2 separate regions of the Homo sapiens genome follow, and region 1 is linked to region 2. Evidence: chromatin contacts called from ENCODE Hi-C or POLR2A ChIA-PET data. All regions are on one chromosome and are shown on one strand. The core of a region is the stretch at or near the end of the contact, and the rest is flanking DNA. Distances in the headings are between cores, read along the strand shown. Region 1 holds the start of TRMO (tRNA methyltransferase O). Region 2 holds the start of SEC61B (SEC61 translocon subunit beta).

Region 1 (4,855 bases), core at 1,434-3,933, 1.3 Mb after region 2:
TTTTTTTTTGTATTTTTAGTAGACGGGGTTTCACCATGTTAGCCAGGATGGTCTCAATCTCCTGACCTCGTGATCCTCCTCGGCCTCCCAAAGTGCTGGGATTACAGGAGTGAGCCACCGCGCCCGGCCACAACCATATAATAGTTTCTTACCTCTCAATGACACTTCAACATTTATACTTTCACATAAACTATTTTATTTGATCTGTACAAAAGTATGTGAAATAGGCCAGGCGGTGATTATCACTCTCACTTAAAGATGAGGGAATAACATAGAGGGAAGGTACTCACCCAAAGTCACATCTGACTTCCTCAGTGCTTTTTTTTCTTCTTTGGAATGTGCTTCTGTCTCAATTTCACCTGCCAGAGTGGGCCAAAATTAGAGGAAAAAAAAGAGTAAACTGAAGTCTCAAGTTCTAACAGCGTTGCATTAAGATGGACCTTAAGAGATTTGCATACGTACAGTGCACAGGAGCACAAAGATGAGATGGGGAAGGAGAGGGAAAGAGGAATGCAGTACATTAGAGGAAGCAGAATTTCTCTCTCCACCTCTCGGGACCCTTTCTGCTTGCCCTCTTACATCACTCCCTGCATTCACACACCACTTCTGCTTTCTCACCATTCTTGTTTAAACATCACTGTGCATCTAAAATTCTTCTGGCGTTCTTCTTGGCTTAGAACCTTTAGGTGACAGAATTAAAGTTTTGCAAGAATCCTTCTAGCTTGACTTTGTGCTGCCCTCCTCTCATGTTAGGTTAGAAACCCATGAACCATATGATATTATAGCCAAAATGATGTGTGGGACGGTTCAAAGCTTTAGTTGATTCTCAAAGGGGTCCTTCACCCAAATGAGAGGTTAAGAATCACTCTACTGAGAAGTGTTTCTCAAAGTAGTACAAGCTGAAGACTACATAATTATTTAGGTCATTTCTTTAAGGCAGATTTCTAGGTCTTACATCTGGAGGAGAGGTTAAGTCTTATAAACTGCAAATAATCACATATAATTCCAGACAAGATAATAAGAACTTCAAATCATAGACTAAAAAATGTGCTGCATATTTAAGTTCCCGTTTTCAGTCAAGAGAAATTTTACCTATAAAAGAAGTAGCAATCTATTTCCCTAGTATATTCAAATCAGCTTTGCATTTCAGTACTTGTCACACTTGGTAATTACATATTTTTTTGTGTGATTAACAACGTCTACCATGCCCTCCAGGAGGGCAAATATCTCTTTAAATCTAGTCTTTCCACAGATAAAGCGGGACTATCATTTTTAGCAACACCACCATCTAGTGGCAAGCGCAGTAATTCTGGCCCAGTTTTATAAACACACACATACACACACACGCGCGCGCGCTATATATATATAAAACAATGATTTTCAAACTTGTTTCTCCAGCTGCACAGAGCTGTCCCTCCTAAAAAAAATGGCAGCCTTTTCCAAGTTGTCCTGTAAAAATGACCTGCCAAAAGACACTATATGAATTTGATCAGTTTTATCTTATTTTTTAAACCACAATCTTTAATTATTTGGCTCCTCCTGCTGGTTATTTTCTACCAGAAATCAATGACAAATGGACAGACATGGAAACATCTTTTCATGGTTGTTAGACTTTTCAATCTGTGACTCATATGCTTTTGAATATTTTATACTGCAGATGTTAACAGATAAAAAGATAAAAGATTTTAAAATTTCTCCCAGAAAGAGAATTATATACAGAGAAACTTACTAAAGGTGAGAGACAGCATTACAAGTGGGTAAAAGATAGGCTATCATTGCAAGGACAACTGGTCATTGCATGGGATTAAATGATTCTTGTTAGCTCTTAGCTTCTCAGAGCTGTCCAGAAACGACAATAATCCCCACAATGCACATGGCATGTTGACTCTTATAATTCCATTCTCACTTCAGTTCCGGTAAGGTGTGGAGCACAAGAAACAGTTCCCACTCCTTAACCCCTAGCACATAGTAGGGCTCCTTTATAACATCCACCACACTTGAAATAAGACTTATTTGGGGTTGTTTCTGACAAAGCATAACTTATATTATGGAAAAATTTCCCACCACCCAGGGATAATTTTTTTTTTTTTTTTTTTTTTTTTTTTTTTTTTTTTTTTGATACGAGGTCTCGCTCTGTCACCCAGGCTGGAGTGCAGTGGCGCGATCACGGTTCACTGCAGCCTCAAACTCCTGGGCTCAAGCGATCCTCCCGCCTCAATCTCCTGGGTAGCTGGGACCACAGGTGCCTGAGAATTCTTAACATTTCTTAACGTCCAGTCCTTCCGCTCTGTGTTAATTACATATACACATCCCTTAAAAATTAGGGTCATACTGGACGTATAGGTTACTTAATAATGTTTCGAGAGAGACATAGTTGCGAGTTCTTCATGGAGGTGTGTTCCCTCTCAAAAAGCGCGGGAAGCCGGAGTCGCATTCTACCCTAGGAGGGCGGGCAACTGTAGCAGCTGTGTGTAAGATAAACGAGATTGGGGTCCCGGAGGGGCACACGCCCGGGATAGGGTTCGAAGCCCCATGGAGAACTCAAAGCTTCCCTCAACGCCACCCTGCGCGCGCACATTCTCCTGGGTTCGCGGGACCTCGCCGGCGAGGCCACTGCGCATGCGTCAGGCATGGAGAGCGGAAGCGGAAGGTTGAATGCGTCGGGTGGGCACCTCAGCAACCAGTAGCCATGCGCGGCTTGGAGGAGTCGGGGCCTCGGCCTACAGCGACCCCGTGCGGCTGCGTTAAGCCGGCTCTGGAGACAGGTAACTTCCAACACCGGCGGTGCCACACTCTGGAGAGGTTTAGGCCCAGGCAGCGGACTTCGTTGCCGAGAGGGGTGTAAAACGCACGATCTGGAACTGACGTGCGTCATTCTTTTACCTACGGCGAAGGCACGGGTCACGTGCTGCGGAGACCACGTGATGTGCTTTGGCGAGCGGGATGACGTCATCTGGCTTGTTCCGCTTTGTTATAAGACTTGTACTGTCTGCGTAGTCTTGGCTCAGTAGCTGGAGCAGCTACGTGCAGCGTAGGGGCTTTTCTCTTAGGGGTTTCCTTGCCATAGCGTATGGGAGATGGTGTTAGGCGGGTTAGGAATTAATAAATGCCATAGAGAGGCATCCTGCGCTGTAGGAATGAGGACAGAGAAGGGGGAAAGTTTCTGGGGGAGAAAATAGTTTTAAATTGGGCCTAGAAAGACAAGGCATGAATTTGTTTCTCTTTACTCACACGTTTTCATAGAGGAATATATTAGCTTTAGAAACTGGAAAGCAAATGGAAGAAAATTAAAATAACCTGCCAGAGAAAGCCATTGTCAATATCTTGGTGTCTACCTTCCACGCTTGTTTCTTTGCATACACACTTGGAAAGTGAGGTACTATACGACCTGTTTAGTAACGTTAAAATAATTTAAAAAAAAATCTTAACAGGGCAGTTAATGTTAATTATAACACTTTGGGCCGGGCGCAGCGGCTCATGCCTGTAATCCCAGCACTTTGGGAGGCCGAGGTGGGCGGATCACGAGGTCAGGAGATCGAGACCATCCTGGCTAACACGGTGAAACCTCGTCTCTACTAAAAAATACAAAAAAATCAGCCGGGCGTGGTGGTGGGCTCCTGTAGTCCCAGCTACTCGGGAGGCTGAGGCAGGAGAATGGCATGAACCCGGGAGGCGGGCTTGCAGTGAGCCGAGATCGCGCCACTGCACTCCGGCCTGGGCGACAGAGCGAGACTCCGTCTCAAAAAAAAAAAAAAAAAATTAACACTTTGTTTTGTTATTATTAATTTTTGTAGAGGCAAGCTCTCACCGTGTTGCCCAGGCTGGTCTCAAACTCCTGGGCTTAAGCAATCCACCTGCCTTAGCCTCCCAAAGTTTTGGGATTACAGGCATGAGCCACTGCAACCAGCCTAACGCTTTGTTTTAGATATGTGCTCTAATTTAACCAGCTTCCTGTTACTGAGCATTTAAGTTATTGCCAGTTTGCATTGTTCTAAAAGAAAGCTCTTGAAGCCGAAATGTTTGTGTACATTCTAAAGTTTGAACTTTGTTAAATTTCTTGGAAGTGCTATTACCTGGCCAAATGTGCTTATTTAAAAAAAATTGTTGCACACTGCCGATTACAGGTCTCATATTTTGACAGGAAGGAAAACGCAGAAGCCAGGGCTCAGAAGTCTACACAGTATAGGTTTGGGGAGCTAGAAGTCTAAAGTGTTGGATGGAACAGGGAGGTGGGAACCTTTGGATTCTGATTGTGAAGAAACTTGAGTACCAGGCTAAGAAATACAAAGTCTGTTAACAGTGGAGAATATGAAAAGTTTAAAGTTAAAGAGTTAGCATAACACAAGAAACTCTAGGAGTGTTGAGGATTCGTCTAGAGTATTTTGAGAAGGGGAAGAACTTGCAGTGGGGACAGAAAGCCTAAGAAGGGTAATTTAATAGTACAGGTGGAAATGAAAAGGACCTGAACTTATTTTCAGAGCAAGACGTGTAGACAATCCTGTACACAAAAAACCCCACATTGATTGCTTGCTGGCTTTTTACTTATTACACAGTTAATACAGTTGTAATGTTTAAATGAGGAAAAAGCCTGAGCAGGGACTTTAAAAAGCACTCCTTGCTGGGCACCTTCTATTTTATTGGATGCTTTCCTATTTTATTAGTACTTTTACAGCTTTCCAAAGTAGGTAGTATCCCTTGTTTTATAGATGAGAAAACGGATTCAGAGAGAGAAGCTAGTTTTTCCCATGGTCACACAGCTAGTGTAGTGGCCCTGTGTTGTTTTTATCCTTTCTCCATTCTGAAACCAGTCCTAATTCTCTCATGCTCCTTTGAGGAACCACTTCTCCCCATTTCC
Region 2 (4,626 bases), core at 220-2,719:
AAACAGTAATGGGTTCACGAGTGCTGGATCATAGGACAGCAAAGAAAGATTAGGCTGAAGGCCGGGCGCAGTGGCTCACGCCTGTAATTCCAGCACTTTTGGAGGCAGAGACGGAGGATCACAAGGTCAGGAGATCGAGACCATCCTGGCTAACATGGTGAAACCCCGTCTCTACTAAAAATACAAAAAATTAGCTGGGTGTGGTGGCACGTGCCTGCAGTCTCAGCTACTCAGGAGGCTGAGGCAGGAGAATTGCTTGAACTCTGGAGGCAAAGGCTGTAGTGAGCCGAGATCGTGCCACTGCACTCCAGCCTGGGCGACAGAGTGAGATTCCATCCCAAAAAAAAAAAAAGGAAAAAGAAAGGTTAGGCTGAAATGACCACTAAGAGCTTTGGTATCCCCCCGGTTTTTTTTTTTTGTTTGTTTGTTTTTTTTAGTTCAGCAACAAGTAACAGAAACTACGCAGAAGAGTAACAGCAGAGCGAACGATGGACTGGAAAGCAAACAGCCTGAAGAAAAGGGTTAAGTAGCAAATGCAAAGCAGTAGAAAGGGAAAAGGAAAGAGCTTATGAGAAAGCTTTCAAGCAGAGTTTAAAGTCTGGCATATGACTAGAGAGAGAAAGAGCATAAGAAAAATCCAAGATGACGCTGACGTTTCTGGCTCTGAGTAAATGAGTGTACAACAGTGCCATATGGAAGTAAGGAGATATAATTGAGAGTGAGAGAGCTGAGCTGAAAAGAGACTAAGTTTTGTGTAGGACGAGTTATCTGTAGGACAGATTGCTTATGGGGCCGCCAGATGGAAATGTGAGTGCAAACCTCAGGTCCAGAGACACCAGTTTAATGACATCGGTTTTCTCAAAGTTATCTCTGACTCTATTCCAGTTTGTTAACTTTCCTTTTTTAAGAGTAGTGCCCTAAACTGAGCAACGAGAAAAAAAATGTCGCCTTCCTCCCAAAAGGCCTTTAACTACTCCCACGGCCACGTCACTAGAAGCTCATTTTGCCTTTGTCAATCTTCACATGCTAGGGTCTCCACCCCAGAATCAGCGAGGTTCTGGGTCCTATCTCCGAGTCTGGAAGCGAACGAACTGCAGGGTTCCTTACCTCTGCCGGACAGTGGATCCCGCCGCCCGGGCGGCCACTGCTTTGCTGGGAGAGCGCCCTGAGGATCCCACGTTAGTGCCACTGGGGGTCGGACCAGGCTGTAGAGGGAGACAAGCAGACAGACGGGTGAGCGCGGCAGGCCTGCCCCAGAACCCCGGCCTAGACACCCACACCCGAGGCTGGGGGAAGCAAGGGAGCTACAGAGGAAAAGCACGGCGCAAAGCAGGAGGAGTCAGGGCTTCTGGGAGAGGCGGGGATCATGGAAGGGCCGCCATACCATATTGGAGATGAGGGTGGCAAGGCGCTGACGCGGACGGATAGAAAGTTACGGAGCCCCCGAAAGACCGGCAGCTGGCGAGACTGACTCAGGCCCCGCCCCCGGACTTGCAGGCAAGGTCCTCTCTGACCCCAGGGACGCCTGGGTCGTCTCACGATATGCCTGTAGACAGTCTGCTACAGACAACTTAGTTACCTGCTGTATGGGAAGTAGAGACCTCCGGCCTCCTTCCTTTGGATCACAACGTCCTTCAGAAAGTCCAATCCCTACCGAAGGAAAAATATAACCGGGGTCAGACAAGATATTTTCTCAGGCAGTTACTAGACCCTCACAGATTTGCGCTGATGTGGCCTAACTGACGCACGTACGGCAGGGCGGGGTCGGCCCGCAGTGGCCAGCTGGGAGCTACGAGCGCGGAGCTTGCGCAGAAGACCCCCATCAGGGTGCGGGGTGCAGTTGCGGCTCCAGGGCCATGGCGGAGGAGCAGGGCCGGGAACGGGACTCGGTTCCCAAGCCGTCGGTGCTGTTCCTCCACCCAGACCTGGGCGTGGGCGGCGCTGAGCGGCTGGTGTTGGACGCGGCGCTGGCGCTGCAGGCGCGCGGGTGTAGCGTGAAGATCTGGACAGCGCACTACGACCCGGGCCACTGTTTCGCCGAGAGCCGCGAGCTACCGGTGCGCTGTGCCGGGGACTGGCTGCCGCGAGGCCTGGGCTGGGGCGGCCGCGGCGCCGCCGTCTGCGCCTACGTGCGCATGGTTTTCCTGGCGCTCTACGTGCTGTTCCTCGCCGACGAGGAGTTCGACGTGGTAGTGTGCGACCAGGTGAGGCGGCCGCGGGGCCGGCTGCGCGAGTGCGGACCTCGCCGTGGAGGGCGGCCGCGGGCATGACCCCTGAGAGAAGACCTTCCCTGTCTGCGGTTCGCAAAGATCGGAACTGACATGGAGAAGTCAGGGTTGTGAGCGAGCCTGTGGTTCTCTAACTTTAGTGTGGGCCCATTTAAAGTTGCAGATTGCTGGGGTTCCATCCTCCAGGAAGTTTTCATCCAGGTGCCCTGAGGTGGGGCCCAGACATCTGCATTTTAACTGGGTCATAGGGTGATTCCGAGGTAGATAGTCTTTGGGGCTCTGAGAAACGCTGGTATTAGAAGTCAGCTTCAGTCACCTTTTACTAATGAGTAACTCGCGTGTTGTCTTCCCGCTTACCTGTTATTTTTGTTGACTCTCCTTTCAGGCCATTTGCATCCCACTGTCCTTGTGTTCGGAGCCAGGCCACACCGTCCTCAGCAGTGTCATGTGTTAAAAACGCCAAGCTGAATATATCATGCCCCTATTAAAACTTGTACATGGCTCCCCATTGGTTTTTGGAGAAAAGTTCAAGCTTTTTACCTTGGTAAATAATGTCCACCTGGATCTGCCCTGTAGCTATTCTTGACTCTTTCCTTCGTGCATTTTTCCCCATCCTAAAAAAGATGACTTTAAAAAGTAACATTTACTCGATTAAAAATTTAGTAGTATAGAAGGATGTAACCTAAAAGCCCCGTCCTATTCTACTCCCTGAAGATAGCCACCGTTAAGTTTCTCTTGTATTTTTTCAGAAGTTGTGGTGACACCAGCCTGTGTCTTTTCATAGGTATATCTATATCTTCTTATTGGTACATAATTGGTATTATGACATACCTACTATTAGGCATCTTTTTCAGCAAAAATTTATTTATTTATTTATTTATTTTGAAACGGAGTCTTGCTCTGTCTCCCAGGCTGGAGTGCAGTGGCGCGATCTCGGCTCACTGCAACCTCCGCCTCCAGAGTAGCTGGGAGTACAGGTGCGCGCCCCACGCCCGGCTAATTTTTTCTATTTTTAGTAGAGATGGGGTTTCACCATGTTGGCCAGGCTGGTCTCGAACTCCTGACCTCGCGATCCGCCCACCTCGGCCTCCCAAAGTGCTGGGATTACAGGCATGAGCCACTGCGCCCAGCCGGGACATTCTTATGTATCAATATTAGAGATTCACTTCATTCTTCATAGTGGCCAGAAAATCCACTTTTGTTTAAGTGTGTCATAATTAAACATTCTCCTTAAAGGACACTAATGTTGTGACTAGTTTTTTGTGAATAGATCAGTGTTGTAATGAACATCCTTTTACTTCTTTTTTTTAAAATATTTTTGTACTTCTGCAAATATGTCGTTTGAGGAAATTCCTAAAGTTGGTGGGTCTAAGAGTTGTTCATTTTAAATATCAATAGCTACTGCCAAGTTTGCCTACCAAGGAGGCTGTGTCACTTTACTCCCCCACAATGTATGATAGAGCCTCTTACTCCATGCTTTTGTCCGCCTTGGATATTAACCATTTTAAACTTTGCCAAACTGATAGGTGCAGATGGCATCACATTTGTATTTGTGTTTCTTTAATTATGACTCCTGAGTTACTTTTGATCATCCTTGCTTGCATGGAAGCTTTCTTTTTAAGTAACGTGGACATTTACCAAACATCCTGCATGTGTCAGTAGACATGAGGCAGCTGAGACTATAGTGGGTAGAGGAAAAATTATTGGCTTGGAAATAGGCATCTTGGATTCAAGTTCCGTATCTACTGCTTTAATTAAGTGGCTTTGAATAAATTGCACATTATCCCTAAAGTTACCTTCTTCAGGTTTTAAGTTAGCTGAGACTAAAATGACTTGTAAAGATTACCCAACAAGAAAGTCTGTAGTAATGCCAGCATGTAGTTCATGCTCAATGATGACTAGCTTTAATATTTATTGAGCACATACTGTGTGCTAAACTCCATGTGTTTTGCATATATCAGTGCATTTAATAATCACAAAAAGTATATGGGTTTTTTGAACTATAATTTGTCACCATGTTACAGAAGAGGAAACTAAGGCCCAGAGTGGGATAAATTACTTGATCGTGGCCAGTTAGTAGAGCTGAGATTCAAACCCTGGCAGTCTTGAATCTAGAGCTTGTGCTCTAAACTACTATAGTTCATTCATTCAGTTCCTTAGAAGGAGAAAGATCCTAGAGCGGCACTGTTCAGTATGGTAGCCACTAGCCACATGTGGCTGTTGAGCACTTGAAATGTGGCTAGTCTAAACTGAGATGTGCTAAAGTTAAAATACAAACCGATTTTGAAGATGTAATGTGAAATATATGTATATATAAAGTATCTCATTAATACTGTTTAGTATTGGTTACATTTTGAAATGATAATGTTTTCGGTAAATAATATGTTAAAATTAATTT

The links. Hi-C counts contacts between places; a loop is a spot of excess contacts on that map. ChIA-PET counts read pairs that join two places held with the same protein, here RNA polymerase II (POLR2A). Pooled maps may share reads with other maps.
Region 1: a pooled map shows a loop between it and region 2 (11-fold over the local background). The contact joins the promoter of TRMO here to the promoter of SEC61B in region 2. A Hi-C loop is called at or near these places in 1 of 168 maps with a recorded cell type or tissue (OCI-LY7) and 8 of 50 pooled maps. POLR2A ChIA-PET finds 5 or more read pairs at or near these places in 2 of 52 experiments (IMR-90 and activated T-cell).

Annotation. Positions count from the first base shown.
Region 1 is chr9:97,920,328-97,925,182 of GRCh38, reverse strand. TRMO (tRNA methyltransferase O) reads left to right here and starts at 2,683. Exons shown (of 5, transcript NM_016481.5): 1 at 2,683-2,765. The coding sequence starts at 2,690. RefSeq lists an enhancer at 2,631-3,080.
Region 2 is chr9:99,219,125-99,223,750 of GRCh38, reverse strand. SEC61B (SEC61 translocon subunit beta) reads right to left here and starts at 1,469. Exons shown (of 4, transcript NM_006808.3): 1 at 1,385-1,469; 2 at 1,108-1,205. The coding sequence starts at 1,387. ALG2 (ALG2 alpha-1,3/1,6-mannosyltransferase) reads left to right here and starts at 1,809. Exons shown (of 2, transcript NM_033087.4): 1 at 1,809-2,204. The coding sequence starts at 1,857. RefSeq lists an enhancer at 1,400-1,719.